2 separate regions of the Mus musculus genome follow, and region 2 is linked to region 1. The links are chromatin loops, found by intact Hi-C in ENCODE. Cell type or tissue: heart. All regions are shown on one strand. Each heading gives the region's core, and the rest is flanking DNA. Links, peaks and the distances in the headings are about the cores only. Region 1 holds the start of Itgav (integrin alpha V). Region 2 has its middle 27 kb from the start of Zc3h15.

Region 1 (11,568 bases), core at 1,752-9,751:
CTGCCTCTAACAAGGCCACACCTAAATCTCTGGGAAGTAGTACTCTCTACTGACATTTAAATGTATGAGCCTGTGGGGCCCATCCATATTCAAACCACCTCAAACAGCTTTCAGAGTCTATCTTTTGGCCTCAGGACACTTTAGTCATTGAAGGTAAAGTTGGGGAGTTGCTCTAGTCATCCAAATGAGGAGGAGTCATGAGGAGGACAAGGTGTCATTCTGACATTCAAGGTGTCACCAACACTTGCATGACGTCAAGATGGCTCAGCGTTCAAGAGTATGCTCAGCAGTATCTTTCAAAAGTTTATATGAAAAAAAAAATCAAGGACACACATTGTGATAGGGTCCTCTAGAGAAATAGGAGCAACAGAACGAACATGTATTATAAAGGGGATTTATTTAGCTTGGCTTACACAATAGCTTCTGGGTCCAAAATGCTGGACGCCTAATCAGTTGCAATCTGGTGCTGAAGTTGTGGAGGATTCCTGGAGAGCCCCTGATCTTCAGTAATCTAGCTTCTGATATAAGAAAACAAACAAACAAACCCCAAGAAACAAAAAGGAAGCAAAAATGTAGCATTTACAGTCACTCTGCTCAGCTTGGCCACCAGCCATTTGTGACATTAAAACATTGTATAACAAAATTTAATTTTCTAGCCGCATCGATAACATTTCAGCACTTAGTGGTTACCTGTGGGTGATGTAAGTAGTTGGAAGAATTAGCTATGTCCATTTCCATCATCACAGAATGCTCTTTATTCCTGTCCAAGCATTATCCATTCTCAGCTTATTTTCCTTCTTTCCTCCTTCTTCCCTCCTTTTCCTCTCTCCCTTTCTCCCTTTCTCCTTTCCTCCCTCCCCCCTCTCTCTCTTTCTTTCTCTCTCTTTCCCTTTCCCTCTCTTTCCCTCTTTCTTTCCCAGTCAGGGTTTCTCTCTGTAACTCTGGCCTTCCTGAAACTTACTCTAGACCAGGCTGGCCTTAAACTCAGATCTGCCTGCATGTGCCTCTGGAGTGCTGGGATTAAAGGTGTGTGCCACCACCACAAGGGTGCTTATTGCCTTCTTAATGAATGTCATTTACTGTTACATTTTGGGCCAGCCACAATCATTAGGATTAGGTTATCCTTAAAAGTTTCTTCCACAAGTACAGACAAGACTGGATTAGGTATATGAAAATATGAATTCTCTTCCTTCCTTCCTTCCTTCCTTCCTTCCTTCCTTCCTTCCTCTCTCTCTCTCTTTCTCTCTCTCTCTCTCTCCCTCCCTCCCTCCCTCCCTCCCTCCCTCCCTCCCTCCCTCCCTCTCTCTCTCTCTTTCTTTCTTTCTTTCTTTCTTTCTTTCTTTCTTTCTTTCTTTCTTTCTTTCTTTCTTTCTGTTTTTGAGACAGGGGGTTTCTCTGTGTAACAGAGCTCTGGTTCTCCTGGACTTGCTTTGTAGCCCAGGCTGGCTTTGAACTCACAGAGATCCACTTGTCTCTGCCTCCAGAGTTCTGGGATCAAAGGTATTGCCTACCACACCTGGCTTTCTTATAATTAGTATTTAAGATAATTTCTATGGAAGTAGAATAGCTAAAACGAAGCTTAGTGTGCTGGTGCATACCTTAATATTAACACTTAGGTGGCTGAAACAGGAAGATTGTGAGTTCAAATACAGCCTGGGTTACATATTGTCTTAGTCAGGGTTTCTATTCCTGCACAAACATCATGACCAAGAAGCAAGTTGGGGAGGAAAGGGTTTATTTGGCTTACACTTCCATGCTGCTGTTCATCACCAAGGAAGTCAGGACTGGAACTCAAACAGGTCAGGGAGCAGGAGCTGATGCAGAGGCCATGGAGGAATGTTCTTTACTGGCTTGCTCAGCCTGCTCTCTTATAGAACTAAGACTACCAGCCCAGAGATGGTCCCACCCACAAGGGGCCTTTCCCCCTTGATCACTAACTGAGAAAATGCCTTACAGCTGGATCTCATGGAGGCATTTCCTCAACTGAAGCTCCTTTCTCTGTGGTAACTCCAGCTGTGTCAAGTTGACACAAAACTAGCCAGTACACATATGTTTTGTGTTTGTTTGTTCTGTTTTGTGGCAGTGCTGAGGATTGAGTTCAGGGCTTTATGAATATCAGGAGACACTGTACTACTGAGCTATATTCCCAGCAGTGTGGGCTACATAGTGAAATCTTGTTTGTATAACAACAACGAACAACAAAAACAGCAACAACTAAAATGAGGTAATTGGAGTGAAAAAAGTAACAACGTTAACTCACTTCCAAGACTCTTATATCTAAATGGTAGAATTAATTTGGGTAAACTATCTTCATAGTAGTAATTACTACTTCAAAACCAAATAGAAAAAAAAAAATCTAATTGTAAAAAATGCTGAATCTGTACCAAGCCTTTAATTCATTTTGCTCCTGAGATTTAAGCCTAATTCAATTATGTAATTAAGATCTCCATATTAGTGAACATAATCATTTCCTGTTAAATCCAAATATTTAACATTTCATGAAAATCCCCTGGCACATTTCCTTGATGATAGATGGGTAGAAATTCTTAATTATCCCTTTAGCTTTAGAGGAAGTAATGGTGGAGACTCCAGAAAAAGCCCCAAGTGAATCATTTATAAAGGTACTAAAGCTAGGGAAGGGACCAGCCCATTCAAAACTTGGAGAAACACTCCCAAGAGCTTAACTCAAATTTGTTGTCTAAATACCGGCCATTGGAGGACCTTTGACAGAGTGTCTGAGACTCTCCATAACCTAAAAGTGAGCTCACTCTGGCTTCAGTAAATGATAACTTTGAAAAAGCAACAAAGCTGCCACACAATGCAGCTGTTTTAGCTATTTAAACCAACCAACCAACCAACCACCCAACCAACCACCCAGGAATATATATATATATGCTGTTTTAGAATTTTATGATGATGATGATGATGATATTTTTGAGACAGGGTTTCTCTGTGTAGCCCTGATTGTCCTGGAACTCTCTCTCTTAGACCAGGGTGGCCTCAAAGCCAGAAATCTGCCTGCCTCTGTATCCCCAGTGCTGGGATTACTGCCTTACAAAATAAAATAAGTAAATCTTAAAAAAAGAGAGTAAGAAAAAAAGAAAAAAGAAAGTACTACTGAAAACTTAGATAATAGCAGTTTGAACAAAGATAGAAACACTATATTTTCTTGAATGTACATTGTAAGGACTTATAATCCAAGGCTGGAATGGGGATTCACAGTTGTCAGAAACTCGCTCTTTCTGCTCTGTAACTCTTAGATCCTGACCTCCATTGCTAAGCTTCCCATGCTCACAAAGCCGATGTGTAGCTCTTCTCACAGCCAAGCTGTAAGAAGAGAGGACATAGACTGATGGAACCCTTTCTTCCCATCAACCTTTTTGAAGATCCCCCGGGCAACTTATATTGGCATCTTTGGCTGTCTCTACAGGAACTTCACCAGCACCCACACTATCATCTGTAAAGGCTTCTGGTTGCAAGTATTCACTTTTCTCATCAACTTAAAGGAAATACATTTTTAGAAGCTTGACCTTTAATCTCCATTAACCACAAGGTCATGTGTATACAAAAGGGAAGAGGCGGGGGGGGGGGGGGAAAGCATTAGCAATCATTTGTAGATTTGCTGGCCACATTTCAGACTATCCCATGATTCCATTTATTCCACAGTGTAAGCACAAGCGGCCGAAGAGCTGTGCTCTGATGGTTTAGTTTAAGAAATTCTGAAACAGGCATGTGACACACACCTGTAATCCCAGCACCTGGGAAGTGAAAACAGGAGGATCAGGGGCTCAAGGTGAGCATTCTCATCTCGAGGCTCAAGTACATAGAGAGTTTGGGATCAGTCTGGGGTGCATGAAGCCTTGGTCAACATGGGGTCGGGGGAGGGATACTCAGAAATTACAGTTGAGGAGAGTGGAACACTTCTATAATTTCAGTACTTGGGAGACAGAGACAGGAGAATTCCAATTTAACCTGGGCTAATAAATGAGGGTGTCTACTAGCCCACCCCACATAAAAAAAAAGAAAGAAGCAAAATATTTTGTTAGCAAATTGTAAGCGTAGTAGAAATGTTCAACTTTCTGTGTTTAAGTCCTAGTTAGATTGTTCATTTGTGGAAGAAGCACAAAGAATAACTTCCAGACTTGGAATTTTTGTGGTTAAAGAACTGTATTAAGGTGGGATTTTAAATGGCTATAGTTAGAATAAGCTGTGCAGTTTATTCACATGTTAAGAACAAATCTCAAGTAGTTATCATGTAAGAAAATGCCGTAGTTTTTCATTTCCATCCAGTAAAAGGCACGATTTCTTTCAAAAATTGTGTGTGATGACCATCTGAATGAGAAACTGAAAATCCCAGACTTGTCTTTAGTCTCTAGACCTGAGGGTACCCGACTGGCCGGCAGCATGGTTTTCAGAAAGAGATGCAGAGAACACAGGGAGTGCACAGAACATTCTTGCTCTCCACGAATCATTGTCTGCCTCTTAAACCCCACATTCTGATCCCAAATGGTGACAAGGAATGAAAGAGCAACCACAGGGTCTTGTGTATAAGTATCCACACAGGATTTCCTGTCTCTGAGGTGGCTTTTACATAGGTATTAGCCTGTGGCTGATAAGATCTCCCAACAGTTTTGCTGCTTATTTTTTACATTTTAAAAATCAACTTGCTTAACCCAACTAAGGCTATCCACACCCCCACACATGATTACTTATGTTATGAGATGAATGCATGCTGACACTGAGGTGTTTTTTCTGCTGTGTGAGACAGGGATCTTCTTATGTTGACTGGGCTCAGGGGGGCCTACTGCCTCTGTGCTTAGTCTGGGACTGATTTTTAATAACTGTTTTGGGAAAATAGTTCAAATTCTCCACTACTTTACTTGGAAGTATGCAAGGCCTAAGCAATGCATTTATATTTAATCATTTTATCCTATTGACCAAATTCTTCATTCCTTCTTCTTTCTTCGTCTCACCCTTCTCCTCTTCCTCCTCTTCCTTCTTATCTTGCTCCTCCTCTTCCTCTTCCTCCTCCCTTCTGAGACAAGGTCTTACCTGTAGGCCTGGCCAGCCTGGAATTTGCTACACAGACCAGATCCTCCTGCTTCTCACTTCATGGTGCTAGGATTAAAAGCATTTGCCACCACATTAAAAGCATGGATCACCACTCCCGGCCCATTCATCAAATTGTTTAGCACTTGATATACATAGAACACAGGAATACTGAGCAAATTTACAAAAACAAACAAAAAAAAACCAAAAAAAACCAAAACAAAACAAAAAAGACTTATTTTGTGTGTATGGGTGTGACCCACGTACATGCCTGATACACACAGAGGCCAGAAGAAGAATTGGAACTGGAAAGCAAGAAACAGAAAAGAAAAAAGGAAAGGAAGTAAAAGAAAGAAAAGAGAAGATCCAAGCACAGGCTTGAAGTCTTCTGGGTGGATTTGAGAGGCTCATCACCTAAACTTTGCCTTGCAACGTTTTTGTCAGCCAGTGAGATCCAGTTCCACACACCGCATCCGGGAGGAGCTGTGCTAGCCCTCTGGGAGTTTATAATTAAGTTCAGTGTGTGGAGGATGGAAGGGGAGGGAAATGGCATATAATTACAGAGTTCTGTTGGTGAGCGCCTGCCGGGCTAAGTGGCAGAAGTAAGAGAAGCGGATAAAGCTTTCCGCATTCTTAAACAAAAGTCCCTCAGAAGTGCCTGGAGGAACCAGGGAACGGGGTGTGCCTGGTTCTTTTTCTTTTGATTGCAGCCAGTCCCCGGCTTGCAGGGCTTCGGCTGGAGGCGCGCTGCCACTGCCCCCCTGGTCCTTTGGATCTGGGCCGCAGTCCCGGGACAGCCTCGGAGGACCGGCCGCCAGCGCGCACGGAAGTGCGCCCGGCCTTCTCCTGTGGGAGGCCACCGTGAGCGCGACTTCCTCTTTCGGCGGGGCGGCCCGGCCTGGCCGGCTCCTCCTCCTCCCCGGCCTCCTCCCCCAGTCCGGGCTGCTCACGGTTCCGAGGTACTGTGCTCGCCCCGCCACTTCTCAGCGCCAGGCACCGCGCGAGCCAGCGACAGAGCCGGAGTCCCGGGTCGGACACCGCTCCTCCTGGGTGCCGCCCGGCTCAGCTTCGCGCCGCCCGGCCGCCCCGCCGCCCTTGACCGCAAGCGCACAGCACAGCTCGGCAGTTCGGGGGCGCGCAGGCGGCGGGCCGCGGCCACCGAGCACCGGGACAGGGACTGAAGTCTTTCGGCTCTGCGCCCCGCGCGCGCCCCGGCGATGGCTGCTCCCGGGCGCCTGCTGCTACGCCCTCGCCCCGGCGGCCTCCTGCTGCTGCTGCCGGGTCTCCTGCTGCCCCTCGCCGACGCCTTCAACCTGGACGTCGAAAGTCCCGCCGAGTATGCGGGTCCCGAGGGAAGTTACTTCGGATTCGCCGTGGACTTCTTCGAGCCCAGCACGTCCTCGTAAGTGGCCGCGCTCGAGTCCCCAGGCGCCCCCTCCCCCACCGCGCACCCTCAGCGGATCCGCACCCAGCCGCTGGCTCCAGGGTCCTCCCGGCCCCAAACCCGCCTACTCTCTCCATGCCGCGGCTGGCCCAGGTCTGGCATGGATGAAACTTTTGTGGGGATGACCTAACCTGACACTCAGCATCCAGTTTCACCGTGTCCCCAACTTCTTCTGATTGGCTGGGGACAGTGCGAGAGAGCTTTGAAGGAGCTCTGTTAAGCATCCAGGAAAAGTGAGACATCTGTACAGGCTTGTCCTGCGAGACTTTTGGCCATCTCTTGTCATTCCGTAACTTGCTTCACTTGGCCCCAGAATTTTTTTCTTCCGTATCAACCAGTTAGCCTCTTCCTAGTGCTTTTTGCTTTCTGAAATTAGCTCTTCCTTCGTCTGATTCTCTCTCTCTCGCTCTCTCTCTCTCTCTCTCTCGGTTTTTTTCCCACTCCTCTTCTAGACACTCCGATGACTAAAGTGACCAAATTGTTGTATTAATTTGTAAAGGACTATGAGACCTTTGCGCGTTTAAGGTCCACCAGATGAATGGAATGCGTCATCTGCTCCTTTCTAGTCCACTATTTAGGTCATTGTTCAGACAGAGCGAGGGTGTTTGCTGAGTTTTCACTCTCTGCAGGTCACTTCAATGCTGAAGAATACAGCAGGTCACGTAGGCTTTCAAATTACTCACGTCCCGTGTTGCAAAGTTCCTGAGGATTTGTGACGGCTAATGTCGTGTTTTTGGATTAAAGTTGTCTTTGACTCAACGCTGGCATCATTCTCATCCCTACTAGTGTAGGAAACCCCGATTAAATTGATGTTTTTCATGTCTATTACATTGTATTTCCAAAGAAACGGTTTCTTTAGTTACTTCTTAGTGTACCCCTTGGGGTAACAACATATTTTTTTTTTACCACAAACCCCCAACTCCCCCCCCAATTTAGTTTTGGGGAGGTGCAAGGCATAATTTTGATGGGTAGGTGATACAAGGTTCATTTGAAGGTGACCTAAGTATTTGTCTGAGGTAGTTGGGGCAGCCTCCAGGGTTTGTCACCGTTTTCCTGAACACTGATGAGTATCATAGGAACCAGTCCTTAAAGCAACCTGTAGCTTGGGTGGGGTTGGCAAAAATCGACATTGTTTATGTAGAGCACGGTTTGATTCACATTGTCAGTGCTTTCTGTTAGACCTGAGCTCACACTCTCCAAAAAAACAAAAACAAAACCAAAAAACCACAGAAGCACCAATTGCAGACATTTAACCACTCCCGCCATGCGAATGATCTCTTTGTATGGATAGAGTAGAGCTTGGGGTTCTACTCAGGGGCCCAGGCTGCTGAGTCTGTAATATACCTCTGAGCTACAGCCACATCCACTCTATCAGACCGCTTTAGTTAGCTCACTGTTTAAAAGTTTCTCCTTTCCATGTATTTTTTGTTTGTTTGTTTGTTTTTGGTTTTTCGAGACAGGGTTTCTCTGTATAGCTCTGGCCATCCTGGAACTCACTTTGTAGACCAGGCTGGCCTCGAACTCAGAAATGCGCCTGCCTCTGCTTCCCGAGTGCTGGGATTAAAGACGTGCACCACCACACCCGGCTCCATGTATTTTTTTAATTGTATGCTTTTTACATCATGGCCACTGCACTTGCCCCCTGGGTGTATCTTTTAGATTAAATTATACAGAAATTTTTCTGACTGAAAATATATTCTCTGCCTTACAGGAATTAGCAGTTAAATACTTCAGAGTTGATGGAGTGTTTTGCAGATGTTATTACTTTTTACTGTTATTAATTTAGTTGGTTTTTGTTTTTGTTTGTTTGTTTGTTTGTTTTTTTGCTTCTGTTTGTCTATGGCAAAGATTTAGTATCCAAGATACATCCAGAAACATGGCAGGCTGGCAAGCTTTTAATTGTCTTTTGCCATGGAAAACAGCAGTTTTGAGCTGTTGGTGGTATTTACTATTGTTGATTGCAAGGAATGTAACTAATCTTTGGAAAACATATGGATATGCAATGAGCTCATACATTTACACAGTCTCATGTTTACAGGAACTTATGCATGAGTTTTAATAGTAAGATATTGTGGAACTTTGGAGATTGCATGTTGTATTTTGAAACAGTCACTATCAACTTTGGTACCAAGAGACCAGCCTAACATAAAAAAGAAAGCAACTTTGAGGGGCCCCCTCCCTCCCAATACACCTAAACAACGGTTTATACTTACTGACTCTTCCAGATTAAATGAAGATTATTACAAAATTATACTTAATCTTAAAATAGAAAAAAACCAAAACCAAACAAAATTTCAGATGGTGGTAGCACATGCTTAAATCCTAGGACTCTGGAAGCAGAGTCAGGCAGATCTCTGAGTTGAAGGCCAGCCTGGTTTACAGAAAGAATTCGGGGATAGCCAGGACTACACAGAGAAAAGCTACCTCATCCCACCTGCCAAAAACCCAACCAAACAAAATTATGCTTAGTATTGGCAAAGGCACCTGTATATTCACTATATATTCAGCAAGCATTAGAATCCACAGTATTGTATGTCATTATCTGTTGCATATATTGATAGTTCCTTTTTTCCTTTCCTTTCCTTTCTCTCCCTCCTTCCCTCCTTCTCTCTCTCTCTCTCTCTCTCTCTCTCTCTTTCTTTCTCTCTCTCTCTCTGCCTGCCCGTGCCTCCCAAGTGCTGGGATTAAAGGCATGCATTACCATGCCTGGCTTAAAAACTTTTAAAGGAGAACTATGTAGTAAAATGTTAATAAAAGAGCTCCCCCTATGTGAAAAAAATTGATTAAGGAGGAGAGTAGCTGTGATCCCCACATATTCCAGTTTCAGAAATCTAAATACTACGGAACGGGTTCACTTCTTCTTTTTCTTTTTCTTTTTGTAAATTTTATTTATTTGAATTTTATATATATGATGAGTACACTGTCCCTGTCTTCAGACAAAGCAGAAGATGGCATCAGATCCCATTACAGATGGTTGTGAGCTGCCATGTGGTTGCTGGGATTTGAACTCAGAACCTTTGGAAGAGCAGTCAGTGCTCTTAACCGCTGAGCCATCTCTCCAGCCCCTCTTTTTTCTTATAATAGAAGATTATGAGTGAGAATATCATCTTCATATTGTTATGGAAATGAATGCATCAGTACTCACTAAAAAGAAGTGTTAAGCAAAGCTTCCAGAATGGAGCCGGGCATTGTGGTAGAAAATGCTTAGAAAATGCATCTGTAATCTTAGCACTTGAGAGATGGAGGTAGGAGGATCAGGAGTTCAAGCCCCACTTATGTCCTGTGTTCCAGGCCTGCTGGGGTAACATGATACCTTTTCTCAGAACAGAAAAGGCCCTAGTTTCAAGTTCTTTATCTCCATTAGGAACAATATTGCAATAGCTGTGGGCCAGTTAGCCCGAATTAGCCGTGTTAACTCAGCTAAAAATGAATTCTATTTGCATCAGGAGATGTTGGTTGCACCTCCACTTCTATTAATGGAACCCTCCTTTCTCTGTTGCCCTGGAGATCATTTCATATTCCTCCCTCTGATTTTCTATTTTACTTTGCCTCTCCTGCTACACTCCTCTGAGATTAGTCACTGCTTAGTCACCAGGCAGAAGGACTTACAATCTCTTCCTTGATAATGCTTCCTTGCTGCTAGCTCGCTTTCTGCTTCTGCTTCTCACTTGAGCCTGGCTCTGGGCGGCTCAGAGCTTCTTGAATCATTCTGCCTATTTGGCTGATAGACCTGCAAAACATGTTATATGTTTCTACTGCTTTTATATTTCCAAAACTTTTTTTTTTCAGTAGTTCCATTGGCAGAGGAAATCCAAACCCAGATTAAGGCCTCCTGAAGGAAAATTTTCAAATTTCCATGTCACAATACCTTAGAAAATGACTCAAAGTAGTGTACTTACCTGAAGTCCCAGCACCCAGAATGCTGAGGCAGGAGAGGATTGTCACAAGTTTGAGGCCAGCCTGGGCTAGGTAGTGAGTTCCAGGATGGCTAGCTTTGGCTACAGAGTGAGACCTGGTCTCAAAAACGCACACCCACCCCCCAAAAAGAAAAAAAAGTGCATGTTTTAATAAACTTGAATGTACTGTGTTGGTTAATTTTCTCCATCATAAATAATACATCTGGTTAAACTACAGTCTTTATTATTTGGAAAGCAAACCTTAGGTCTATTCCTTTCGGTTAAGATCATAGATTTATTGGGTGGATGTGATGGTTGGTGGATACCTTAATTCCCAGGCCTCGGGATGCAGAGGCAGGGCAATGCCTGTGAGTTCCAGGGCCGTGCATGAAATGTGGTAGTTACTGTCTCCGTTTTACTTTACATAGTTGTTGACCCAAAGCATTTGTTTGTTTGTAGAGAAAATCTGAAACTTGAATTACACCTCAACTATTTTATACACATTTCCTTTTATGTATATAAATAGTGTTTTTTTTTTCAGGAGTTCCCATTGGACACCTCAGAGTCAGCTACGTATATGAAACAAGCTTTATCTCGGAAAGGCCAGTGCTGAGAGCAGCCAAAGAGCTTAGTTCATTTGGAAAGTTTGGAAGTGTACTTGTCATTGTTTGGCCAGCTGCCCTGCTTGGTAGCCAGACTTGTATTCTGTGAAGCAACTGCCCTTCCTCTTCTGCACTGGGTAGGAAGTGCAGCTCAGGGCCATCCTCACAGCGTGTCTCTTTCCCCTCTTTCTCTTCCCACCCCCACCCAAACTGCTTTCTCCTTCCCATCTCTTGCCTTCCGCTCCTCTCGCTCCTCTCTCTCTCTTTCTCTCTATCTCTTCCTTTCTTTTCCTGCTGCTTCTTAGCATCTCCCCCCATTCCTTGGCATCGCATGAATAGCACACTCATTTCTGGAGTCCTAAAGAGGCATTAGTACAAATAAATCGAGTTACCATCGAGTGCTGGTGTAGGTGTGGCTCTTGGTCATGTTTTTGGGCGTACTTTTTTTTGGAGTGAGATAGAGACAGCAAGGAGAGCACCGAAGGCATGTTGGATCTTACGTTGCTTAGCTTCAAAAATATACACATTCTTCCGTGAGGTCTTTCCAGCCCCGTGCGAGCTTAAGGTAGCTCCCCAC
Region 2 (11,568 bases), core at 1,155-9,154, 53 kb before region 1:
AAGTTTAAGATTACTTAGTTGTTTAATGATCAAATATTTTACAATAGTCTAAAAGAGCCTGATCTGAACTGTTCTCAGTACAGTTACTCTACGTCTCAGCTAAGAGTCTGCTTGTTCCAACTCTACATAAACAATTTTAAATACCTTTTATTCCAGACTTCTCTTACTTAATTCCCACTGTATTCTAATTTCAGTGTAACTTAATTTATTTTAAGAGGTCTAGAAATATAGAAATTTATTTTAAGAGATCTAAAATAACCTAGATTAAGAGATCTATTCTAAGAGTTTAGAAAACGAGAGACATAAATATAAGCTTTCTACAAGAGAAGAAATGTAACTTTCACTTCCTTCCATATGCTTGGTTAATTGTTCACCTTAGATTGTGTTTCATGAGACCACACTATTATCCTATGTACACAACAGAGTCTAATGCAGAATAGTTAGACTGGATTTAACCTTATCTTTGCATAATGACTTGACATAATCTAAGCTCCACCACATGAACTAATCAAAATTGTATAATATCTCTTTAATTTTTGACCATTGGATGACTTTACAGTATGATAGTAATTAAACTGCAGGATCAGAGTTTAGATATAGGTCATTAAGAAAGTCTTACAGCCACTGTTAAACACAAGTGGACAGAGGGCACTTGGGGCAGAAATGAGGAGATTGTTGTGATTGTCTTGTATCCAGGATGAAAGCTTTGTACAAAGAGTGTTCAACATCATAGGCTATAGATCTTCCATTTGTTCAGTGTAGGACTGTTCTGATAGAACTAGTTAGGTAAATGTTTCCATGTACTAAGCTCACTGTTGATAGACTATCAATTCAAATACGTATATGAGTGACTTTCAAAAATACGTCAGAATTTAAAATGGATTGCCAAAATCTTCTCTTTCGGATTCTTCAATGTTAAAGCGCATATTCCTGATGATAACTATTTGAATAAAGATAATAGTTCTCAATTAGTAGAGATTAATAGAAGCTTAATTTTAATTAAAGTAGAATTTGGTGATATACCGTATTTTCAAAAACAAACCTGCATAAAACAGTAGTAGAGAGTGCTTTTAATATTCCTTTCCTCGTGTTGTATGTTTGCCCTTGTATTGCTTTTTGTTAATGTAGAAAGTGACATTTTGTTCATCCATTTAATTTGTAGTTTTCACATAGACAAGAGAAAAAACATACATATGTATTCTGAAGTGTCTAACCTATTTTAAGGTGTCATCTCGGTATTTTGAATGTGTATCTTAGAAGGGGAATATCAGACATAATAATAGTATACTATTATTTGGTATATCCAGTGGCCTAGCCACTAATATGGGTACTTTTCAAATGAGTCTATGACCAAACTTTGGAATGATGTTTTGTTTTAGGGGGGAGCAGGATGTTAATGTAGTTCAGGCCTTGATTTTGCAGTGTGGCCAAGGCTGATCTTGAATTCTCCCTTCCAAAGCATTGGGATTATAGGAGTGTGCCACCATTCGCAGCCTTCTGGTAATTTCTTTTCTTGAGATTTCATTATGATTTTTTTTTTTTTGGTTTGGGTGGGTAGGGAATGTCCTTTGTGAAAATAAAGTAGTAGATATATATCATGCAAGGGTGTTATTTTCTAACCCCTCCCAATGACCACAATCTCTTTTAACAGCTGACCTCGTTTTCAAACAAATACCTGAGATTAACAGGCCCTTGTGGGGCTCACATACCAGGGCCTAATGTGCCTTAGTCTGTACTTCAAAAAACAGTAAAGGCTGGGGGTTTGACTCAGTACTGCAGTGCTTGCCTAGCATACACAATGCCACCGCTTCAGTTCCTAGTGCTGGAGGGTGCAAGGGAAGGCAATAGTAAGTTAGACCAGTTTCCTTCCAAATGTGCTGCTGTGTTTCACTCAGTTGTGAATCCTAAATTATTATTTTATGTCTTAGGAAATTGTATTTTAGTGACAAAGATCATCATTATAACTTCTGATAGTGTACATTTTCAGAACAGCCTTACAGCATGTACAAAAATGTATCAAAGGATGTATAGTTGGGGGTATTTCAGCAACTGAACCTTCATAAGCTACAAGCACACTACAATATTCACTAGTTTCAGATTTCTTTAAAGTGTAATAACCAGAGAAAGGAGAAACCTCAGATAAATCTGGTTTGGGTCAGTAATTTTGCAATTTAACATTTGAGCAGAAAAGCAGGACTACTTGTATTAAATTGCACACATTACTTCACTCTGTCGGCCTGGTGTGATAAAAATGATAAGATATTCTTAGGTGTCTTATATCAGTACCTACAATAGAGGGAAAGGGTTGTTTTGTTTTTAACTTCCTGCTTAATTAACACATAGTGTAATAGTTGTGTATGGTTATGGTTCACTAACTTTAGTACTGGAGACTTACCTCCAGTCTCCTACTGAGAAAGAAATTAGTTACTTAGTTAATGGCTTTAGGGGTTGTGGGTGTAATGTATGCTTACCCACAAAGCAATTTTCTAATAGAAAGGACAAAGTGTTGGCTATCTACTACCCTTGTGCTCTCCTGAAGAAGTGTCTTTTCTTCCATAACTTTTATTCCATTAAACCTTCCCATATAGTCATCCCCATTCTTCTTCAAACTCAGGACTGTTTTTTTCATTAGTTATTAATGCTTGCATATGTATATACATTTATGTATGTGTATATGGACTGTTCAGTCCACAGTTTTATAGATTTAATTACCTCAAAATCAGAGACAGCTAAAAGTACTAATTGATAGGGTCTATTACTGGGTAGTTTCTGATTACAGACATCTGTGAAATTAAAAATTATGAAGGGTAAAAATTGATACTTTTATTTAAAAACAAGGTACAGATGATAGAAGTATTAACAGCTGAATCATCCATAAGGTGAGCTAGGATCTCAATGTTTACAAGGCCAGAGGGGCCTCACAGGGACAAAAGTTTAGTGACATGCTAACATTCATGTACCTTTGTTGTATAAAAAGAAACACCTATAAACATAAAAATGCGAGTCAGAAATTTTGTTTTAAAAATGCTTTCCTAGGGCTGGTGAGATAGCTTACTGGTTAAGAGCATTTGTTGCCTTAAAGAGGATCTGGGTTTGGTTCCCAGCCCCCACATGTTAGTTGGCAACTATTCATAACTGCAGTTCCAGGGGCTCTGACTCCCTCTTGTGTCCTCTGTGGACACTAGGCATGCCTGAGATGTACTTGCATATATACATGCATACATACATACATACATACATACATACATACGGACACTAGGCATGCCTGAGATGTACTTGCATATATACATGCATACATACATACATACATACATACATACATATATACATACATACATGCATGCATGCATACATTCAAAACACTTGTACACATAAATATTAAGAAACTACTAGGTGCTTTCTGAAGCTGGATGTGATAAAAATCATTTTCTTAATATTAAATAAGCATGTTGAATTCATGTGATATGTGCTCTTAACATGATTGTGAAATAAAAAGCTCTAAAAGAAAGCACTTTCCTTCCCAATATGAGAGTCAGTTTACTTCCTTCCTAAAAGTTATCATCTAAGCCAGGCAGTGGTGGCGCATGCCTTTAATCCCAGCACTTGGGAGGCAGAGGCAGGTGGATTTCTGAGTTCAAGGCCAGCCTGGTCTACAGAATGAGTTCCAGAACAGCCAGGACTACACAGAGAAACCCTGTCTCGAAAAACAAAACAAAACAAAAAAGTCAGTCATCTATATTGCAGATTGGGGATGTCACCACCAGAGACATTTAGCTGTTTGCACCAGCCATCTCTACTGAGGGGTAAACCACACATACATAGCTAGCTAAGCCATCAACATTGAAAGAGCTACCTATGCTTGTTTGGGGATTTTGCCACGACAATCCTGTTTGGTAACAGAAGTATAATTCAAAGGAATACAAGATGAAATGAGATGAATTTGTGTTAATGGGAGTATTTGGCGGTATATTTTTATAGCTATTTGTTAGTTAAAAATACCGATTTTACATTTTCCAAGGAATGAACTTCAGGATAATGAGTCATGCTTTTGTCTTGTGCTTCACTCATCTTAAAGTCTGGGCAGAAACCGAAGTACTATGGAGGAATAGTTTTCTTTTGTTGGTGCCAGGGGTTAAACCCAGGGACACTGACATTTGGCTACCTCCCCAGCCCAAAACTTGTTTAGAGAAGTATATCTTGCTTGTATTTTTCTGATCATTATTTTTAAATGTACATACTTAAATGCTTAGCAGCCGTTTTCTGAAAATTTCACCTTGAGGACTGGTTGGGATGCAGAGCAAGAGACAGTCACGTGGAAGCATGTCCAGGCACCGGGAACATCCCGCCCCCTGCTGGATTTAACCTGTTAGCTTTGGCAATTTAAGCACATTCATAGCCAAAATCATCTTAAGCTTTATGAAGTCTACCTTACCTTTTCCCATGATCTTTATTTATAAAATAGCTTGTTCTCAAATTGAGAAGGATCCTTGTGCTTTGAAGTCTACTTGTTCACTTGGAAATCGAATGAGGTACAGATTTTTTATTTTTTTCAATAAGATTCTTAAATACATGGTGTGATGTACTAGTCCCTATGTTCCTTGAACAGAATTGCATGGCATAAACAGGTTTTAAAAGATTGTCAATCCTTACTCATTTTTCTTTTCCTTAGATAGTTTAATACCAAATGCAGAACTGACTGAGCTTGTCCTGAGGCAAACAGTAAAGGCTTCGTTAGGAAAGAGCTAAAGTGAGCTGGAGCGTTTTAAGTGTTGACCACAGACTCCAGCAGCTTACAGGTTTCTTCTTGCACTCGGGGCTGTGTCTCATGTAATTGCATACATGAGTAGGAGTCTACACATTCCCTATAGACGTTCAAAGACCTTTCTGTAAAAATAATATTTTATATTGGGTTTTGAATGGATGTATGGGCCACCATTTTAAATAAAACATTTTTCCCAACCTAAATCCTAAATTATTAGGTCAGGTGAGGTGGTACACACCTTTAATCTCATATGTGAGGCAGTTTGAGGCCACCCATGGCAATGCAGTGAAACTGTCTCAAAACCAATCAGAAATCATAGGTTAACATCAAAGTATAAAATAAACCAAGGCTCAGAGACATAAGATAATGCATACATCTTATTGATAAGTCCCTGTGATGAAACTTAAGTATGTTCTCAAAGATCTTCACTCAACTATTAACAGCTTTATTAAAGTAAAATTAGGAAAGTAAACATCTGATATGTACCAACTGATGTATTTACCTGTCAAATCGTATGTAGTCAACATATGTATGTTTATCTCCCCAAAGGATGGTTCATGAACCTTTGTGCACCCTTCCTAAGATAAGCACCCTGATGTTGTACTCCCAGGGAAGTACTAATCGCTCTAGGCTAGTTCACATTTTTTATAATTTGATTGGAATCATATATACTTTTATTTGTTTGTGTGTTTGTTTTCACTTGGCATAATTGGAAATTTATTATAGGTAGTAATACTACATTTCTGGAAATTGCTAAGTACTGTTTTTATTCATATAGGGGGATTTATCGATTCACTTGTTGGCTGGTATTGTTTCTGATTAGGGACCATTACAAATAAAGGCACCTGAGCAGACAGATACAGATCTTTGTATGAACACTGCTTTCGTTTCCTTTGACTAAATACAGGGACATGTGTGGTTCATGTTTTAAATTTTTTTTAAAGATTTGTTTATTTATTATGTTTAAGTACACTATAGCTGTCTTCAGATACAGAAGAGGGCATCAGATGTCATAATGGGTGGTTGTGAGCCACAATGTGGTTGCTGGGCTTTGAACTCAGGACCTTCAGAACAGCAGTCAATGCTCTTAACCACTGAGCCATCTCTCCAGCCCCCCATGTTTTAAATTTTAAAGAGAATTTTGTAGTATTTTCTAAATTTGTGCCATTTTTATTCCTATCAGCAACTTATAAAGGATCTACCCTATCCGAACACTTGATATGGTCTGTTTTAAAGTAGGTAGGCTAAAGTCTTTGCCAAAGATGTTTATATGTGTGTTTTACATGTGTGCACCATATACAAAAAAAGTGGATTCTGATATAAAGAAGTATGCTGTTGAAACAGCATGCTGAATTATACCAACAGTAGCTTTACACATGCTATGTGAGTGCATCATGGTACTGCTGAGTCACAGGAGTTTTGGCTGCTCCACTTTGAGCTCTCAGCAAGTCGTAGGCACACACTCACCCAGGAGCTATTTGGGATCCACAGATGAAAGATACACACCCATTAACTCATTTTTAACTGCCTTATTGGCTCTGTGGCTGGGCTCTTCTTAGTCTTTAGCTGTTAGTGTCCTTACCTTTACTCCTAGCTCAACACTTCTAAATCCGCTCTCAACTTAGTTGCCCAGTTACCTTCTATGAAGGCCATTTTTCTTGCTGCCCAAGACACCTTCAGGCTACCCTTCTATGGGCCCCTTTCCTTTTCCGCCAACATTTTTGGAAGATCTTCCCTACAGCTCTGAGTCTGTTCCGTCTTTTTCCCCCAAATATCTCAATTCTCTTCCTCTCTTTTAGCCTGTGGAAACCTGGAAGTCCTGCCTTTTCTTTCCACCCAGCCATTGGCTGCTGGCATCTTTATTGATTGATCAAGAACCAGTTAGGGATAAGGACCTTCAACATCAATACTCTCAGATTCCTGATTAAATCAAAACACTCCTACATTTCTGAGTGAGTTGATAAGTTCCTGTTAGAGCTTATGCAGGAGTCCATGGAGGACAGAAGAGGGCATCAGATGTGTGGATCTTGAGCTGCAGAGGGGTTGTAAGCTTCTGTGTGTATCCTGGGAACCCAACTCTGGGTCACCTCTGCAAGTGCAGTGGACATACTTAACCACTGGGCCATCTCCCCAGCATGCGTGACACACTTTTTTGCATGAAGTAAACAATCTTAGTGTAACAGCAGTTGTTGAAAAATCTGAATCCATTTTACACTTTTGTGGCAGTGAACCTAATTCTCTTGGGGGGCAGGGGGATCGGGAGTTAAGCTATATTCTAATTCTATGTTGTAAATAAACATTCCTTTGTTTGTGGCTCATCTACATGCGTTTTTGTGATCTTAGATGGAAAGCATTCAGTCTGGTGAACCAATGGGCCATCTTCATAGCCTATCCTGTTTATTTTACTAGCTAGATTTAGTTAAATTCATACTAATAAATCTCTCAAATACGTTGCTACTTTCTGTCAGATCTTTTAATATAAAAAGCACCGACACTGTGTTTAAGACCTTGTAGAATTTCTAGCAGTTCAAGTCCATACATGGCATCAGGAAAGGTACAGATTCAGGACTATGTTGACTCGTGTTGGATACGTTCTGAGAACGCCATTAGTTTCATCACTGTGGGAACATAAACAGGAACCTTGATGACGTGGGTCAGTGGATCATTCAGCAGTGTCATGGTGCAGACTGATGTAACGTGTAAAGCTGCTGTTGGTAGAATCCAGCTTGCTGTTTCAACAGTACACTTTTATATTAAGAATCCACTTGTGTTTGTTTTTGAGACAAGATCTCATAGTGCAGACTGGCCTCAAAACGGTGTGGATGTGTGCAGAGGATGGCATTGGAAATCTGATCCTGCTTCCACTTCCTGAATGCTGCTGTGCCTGGCTTAGAAGTCCACCCCTCCCTCTTTCCTTCTTTCTTGTTTGTTTTCTGAGACAGGGTTTCTCCGAGTAACCCTGGCTGTCCTGGATCTCACTCTGTAGAAAAACAGACTAGCCTCAAACTCAGAAATCCACCTGCTTCTGCCCCCTGTGTGCTGGGACTAAAGGCAGGTGCCACTGCCTGGCTAGACACCCACTCTTACTGTTGAAATTCAGTGAAGTTATAAACCAGTACCCTGGTTATATATTACCAGCTATTTACTATGCATAATTATATAGAGGAGAGAGGCATTGGTTAATTTTTGTTTAGGGATTCTGTTTTTTGTTTTGTTTTTTTTCAAATGAGTTTTTATTATGTTGGCCAGGTCATTAATTTGTCCTAAACTTCAACAAACCCCTCACCTCCACATCCTTGGTATTCTAGGCAAACTCCCATGCCCTGGCTTTTTCATAGGCTGTATTTTTGTACAGTTGGCAGCACAGTAAGTTTGTTTACACCATATCACCACCAATACTTGTAGTATCTTGTTTGAACATTAGACAGCTATGACATCACTCCTGTAGGACTTTCCAGGTCAGTTATAATCTGTGGAACGGCCTTCATATGTGAGGAAACACTTGAAGTGATGACAACCTATTCAAGCTCTGAGCTTTTAAAACTAGGCCTTAGAAATTCAGAAAGCATACAGTGTGGAAAATTTGGCCATGTTCTCTAAACCTATCACGGATGGAATCTTTTGGCTGTAAAACCGTTCTGGAGAAGAGGCTGTTCATCGCCTGCATGGGTCACCATGTTCTAGACACTGCCAGTAAGCCAGAGTCATTTTTACTTTAATGAATATTGCAGTTCAGTTTCAAAAGCATGAAACTATTACTAACAATCGTGACGACTCTCCACAGCTTACTACTGAGCATGCGCAGTATTAAAAGCTAGGCTTTCTCGGGGCTTTGCAAGTGGCGGGTAAGTTGCTTACTGTGTAAGCAGGTGGAGCTGAGTTTGATCCTCAGCCCCGTCGTGAAATGTTGGGATTGTTATCCCAGTGCTGAGAGGCAGAGACAAGTCCCTGGGGCTCACTAGCCTGCCACTCTGCCCTAATCAGCCTCAGGTCCGAGGGAGAAACCCTGTCTCCATAGGTGGAGGCTGGTGAGATGGCTCAGTGGGTAACAGAAGGGGCTTGTTGCCAATACTGATGATCTATCTGCATTTCGTCCCTGGGGTCCATGTGACAGAAAAGAGCCAACTCCCCGAAGTTGTCCTCTGACCTCCACATTGTGCCATGGGACAATACATAACTAATATTTGAAGTGCACAGTTGTGGTAGCTTGAGTAAGATGCCCCACATAGCCTCGGGCATCTGAACACTTGGTTCCCAGCTGCTGCTATTTGGGACGTTAGGGAGCCATTACTTTAGAGGAAGTAGAGCGTGGGGGAATTGAAAAACGAGCCGTTTCTAGTGCATCCCTTTTGCTTCCTACTTGGGATTAGCTAGGTGAACGTGACCTGTTCCTGTTACCACACCTACCTTGCTTCTCTGACATAGCGATGAGCAAGTCTCCCTGGGACTGAATGCCCCAAAACACTATCGCCTTGCTCATTGTATTTCATCACAGCAGCAGAAAAGTGAGTAACACAGTGGTTCCCAAGGACTTGCCTGCGGTGTCCTTGAGCCCCACACACGTGCATCCATACACTGCAGAGACTTTCCACGATAAACCTGCACACAAATTTATATTTGAAAAGCACATAGCCAGTCTAGAAAAAGTAGTTGCCTTGGTAAGTAGTAAAATCTTCACCTCACAAACTCAAAACTGCCTAAATTCATTTTGCAATTTGGCATTCTTTATCATCATTATTGTTATTATTTATTTTTAATGTGTATTGGTGTCTTGCCTGCCTCACACATGTCTGTCTATGCGAAGGTGTTCAATCTTGGAGTTTCAGTCATAAACTGCCATATTGTCCTCTGGAAGAGCAGCCAGTGCTCTTAACCACTCCCCATCTCTCCAGCCTCAAACTTGGCATTATTAACTATATGCGTACATTTCTCTTCTAAGCAGGCACTTATAGTCAGAGACATAGCCAAGTTGGTCTAACGTGTCTGTTTTTGATACAGTGGGCAACTTTGGTCTGCTTCTGTTCCAGCCTTCCACTTTTGCCAAGAATAAACCTGGTGGAAATACTAAGCAGGACATGGGCTGTGAAGTTGCCCATAGGCTTCCTAGCCAGCCACACTCAGACTTCCCATAGGCCGTTGGTAATGTCATCTGCCCTGACTGTAAAGCTGTTGCAGAACTGCCTGGAACCTTGTTTGATACTTCACATCAGAGGGAGGGGTTTCCTGCCGAGCCTTTCTCTGTGATTCAGGCTTCTCTGCCATCTTTGTGTTCTGTCCTTTGCCAGCCTCACTTGCTCTCGTGATTGCCATAATCACTTCCACATGAGTGGCTCTATCTCTCGAGTATTTCCAATAAGCTGCTCACAGTAACATGTATTTCCTGCCAGTATGTCAAATTCCAGACTAAAGTCTTTTTTTCTCCAAAATCTCCTAGATTTTTTTTTCCATTTCTTTTCTCTCGTTATTGAAATCTTATCCAGAGACTTGGACTGAAAACAACCAGTCATTGTACCACACCAGGAATTCTCCTGCAGCAGTGCTCTTTTCTGTTCACATGGTCACTGTCTCTTAAGCAGATTCTTATCTTTGTTCAGAATTTGACATACATGGTTTATCTTCCAGAGCAGGAACATCTAGAGTATGAGAGACATGGTGAAAACAAGGGAGGGTTCTCTTAATAGAAACTGGTGTACTTTCCAACCTCAGATTACAGTCACCAAACTTAACTGTTAACTTATTTCCTTCCCAGAACTGATACATCCAAAGCCCTGCCAGATTTAGCTTCCTGGGGCCTAGCCCTGTTAGTCCTGAGTTCTGCTTCATAACTCTTCAAAAGCTCTAGATTGCCAGCCAAGGAGAATGGAATGCAGGCATGGTCTTCAAGGTCTTGGCTGTCCTGGCTTTGTTGCTATGTCTTGATTCTGATTGCTCAGTGTGATGTGTTTTATATCCTGGGTTTCCTTCTTAGGAAAAGGGGGATTCAAATGCTTGTTCTTCAGCTGTGAGGCTGCCTCCCGGTGGAGCTGCAAGTGCTTACTCAGACAGTCGCACTGGGAACAGGCAGCTATGACTGTGTCTTGTGGGTTTTTATGTCTCATCTGCGTGTTCCCGTTTGAGAAATAGTAACATCCTTAAATAGTCTAATGATGGAGTCCTTTCATGTCTTTGATTCACCAAAACACAGGGCCCCAAATTCACAGGTGTGCCTTTTGCTTCTATGTTCATGTCTTTGAGGGGGGATTTTGTTGTTTTGTTGGAGAGAAGTGTTAGATCACAGTGATTATAAACTTGAACCTAGAGTCATTTAGGAGAGGTGCCGCAGCATATGCCAGTGAGGAATTTTCTTGATAAGATTTATTGAAGAACCAATAACAGGAAGGGCTGCGAGGTACTGGCCTGCTGGTGCTTCCCCCATCCCCTTCTCCACTGTAGTTGAAAGAGGTCTACTTAGTGAGCCAGAGGAAACCCTCCCTAAAATTGCTTTTGTCTAGTATTTTATCTCCGCAGCTAGAAAAGAAACAGTTGTGCTTTGACTTTATGTTTTTGTCTTCTGTCAATTTTGTTCTAAGGCAGAATCTCGGTACGTAGCTCGCCTGGGATCAGATGCCCTGCCTCTGTCTCCCATGTGCTGAGCCACCAAATCTGGCCTTATGGGCACATTTTTCAATCCCTCAAAAAGTGTCTCCTTATGACCAAGAACTCATTTTAGTGCCATCTCCCTAGGACTTGCATTTTTGTAATGAATACTGAACATGGATAAAGGAACATTCTATTAGGCCCCGCTCTAGATGAAGAACTCCAGGTAG

What was found. Hi-C counts contacts between places; a loop is a spot of excess contacts. Peaks named below come from ENCODE experiments on the same cell type or tissue, not always from the same donor. Only the 100,000 strongest peaks of a DNase experiment are listed, where the experiment ranks them.
Region 2: a loop joins it to region 1, with 2.2 times the contacts of the local background. A loop is called at or near these places in 3 of 42 quality-filtered maps.

What each region holds. Positions count from the first base shown.
Region 1 is chr2:83,718,469-83,730,036 of GRCm38, forward strand. It overlaps Itgav (integrin alpha V), which reads left to right and starts at 5,929. Exons shown (of 30, transcript NM_008402.3): 1 at 5,929-6,451. The coding sequence starts at 6,267. In heart, for the core only: a CTCF peak has its summit at 5,895; DNase peaks (open chromatin) are centred at 5,923 and 6,553; H3K4me3 peaks cover 3,013 bases; H3K27ac peaks cover 2,740 bases.
Region 2 is chr2:83,665,851-83,677,418 of GRCm38, forward strand. No RefSeq gene overlaps it. Among named protein-coding and RNA genes, the nearest start is that of Zc3h15, 27 kb to the left of the region's middle. In heart, for the core only: a CTCF peak has its summit at 4,361 (motif pointing left); no DNase peak of the experiment used is centred there.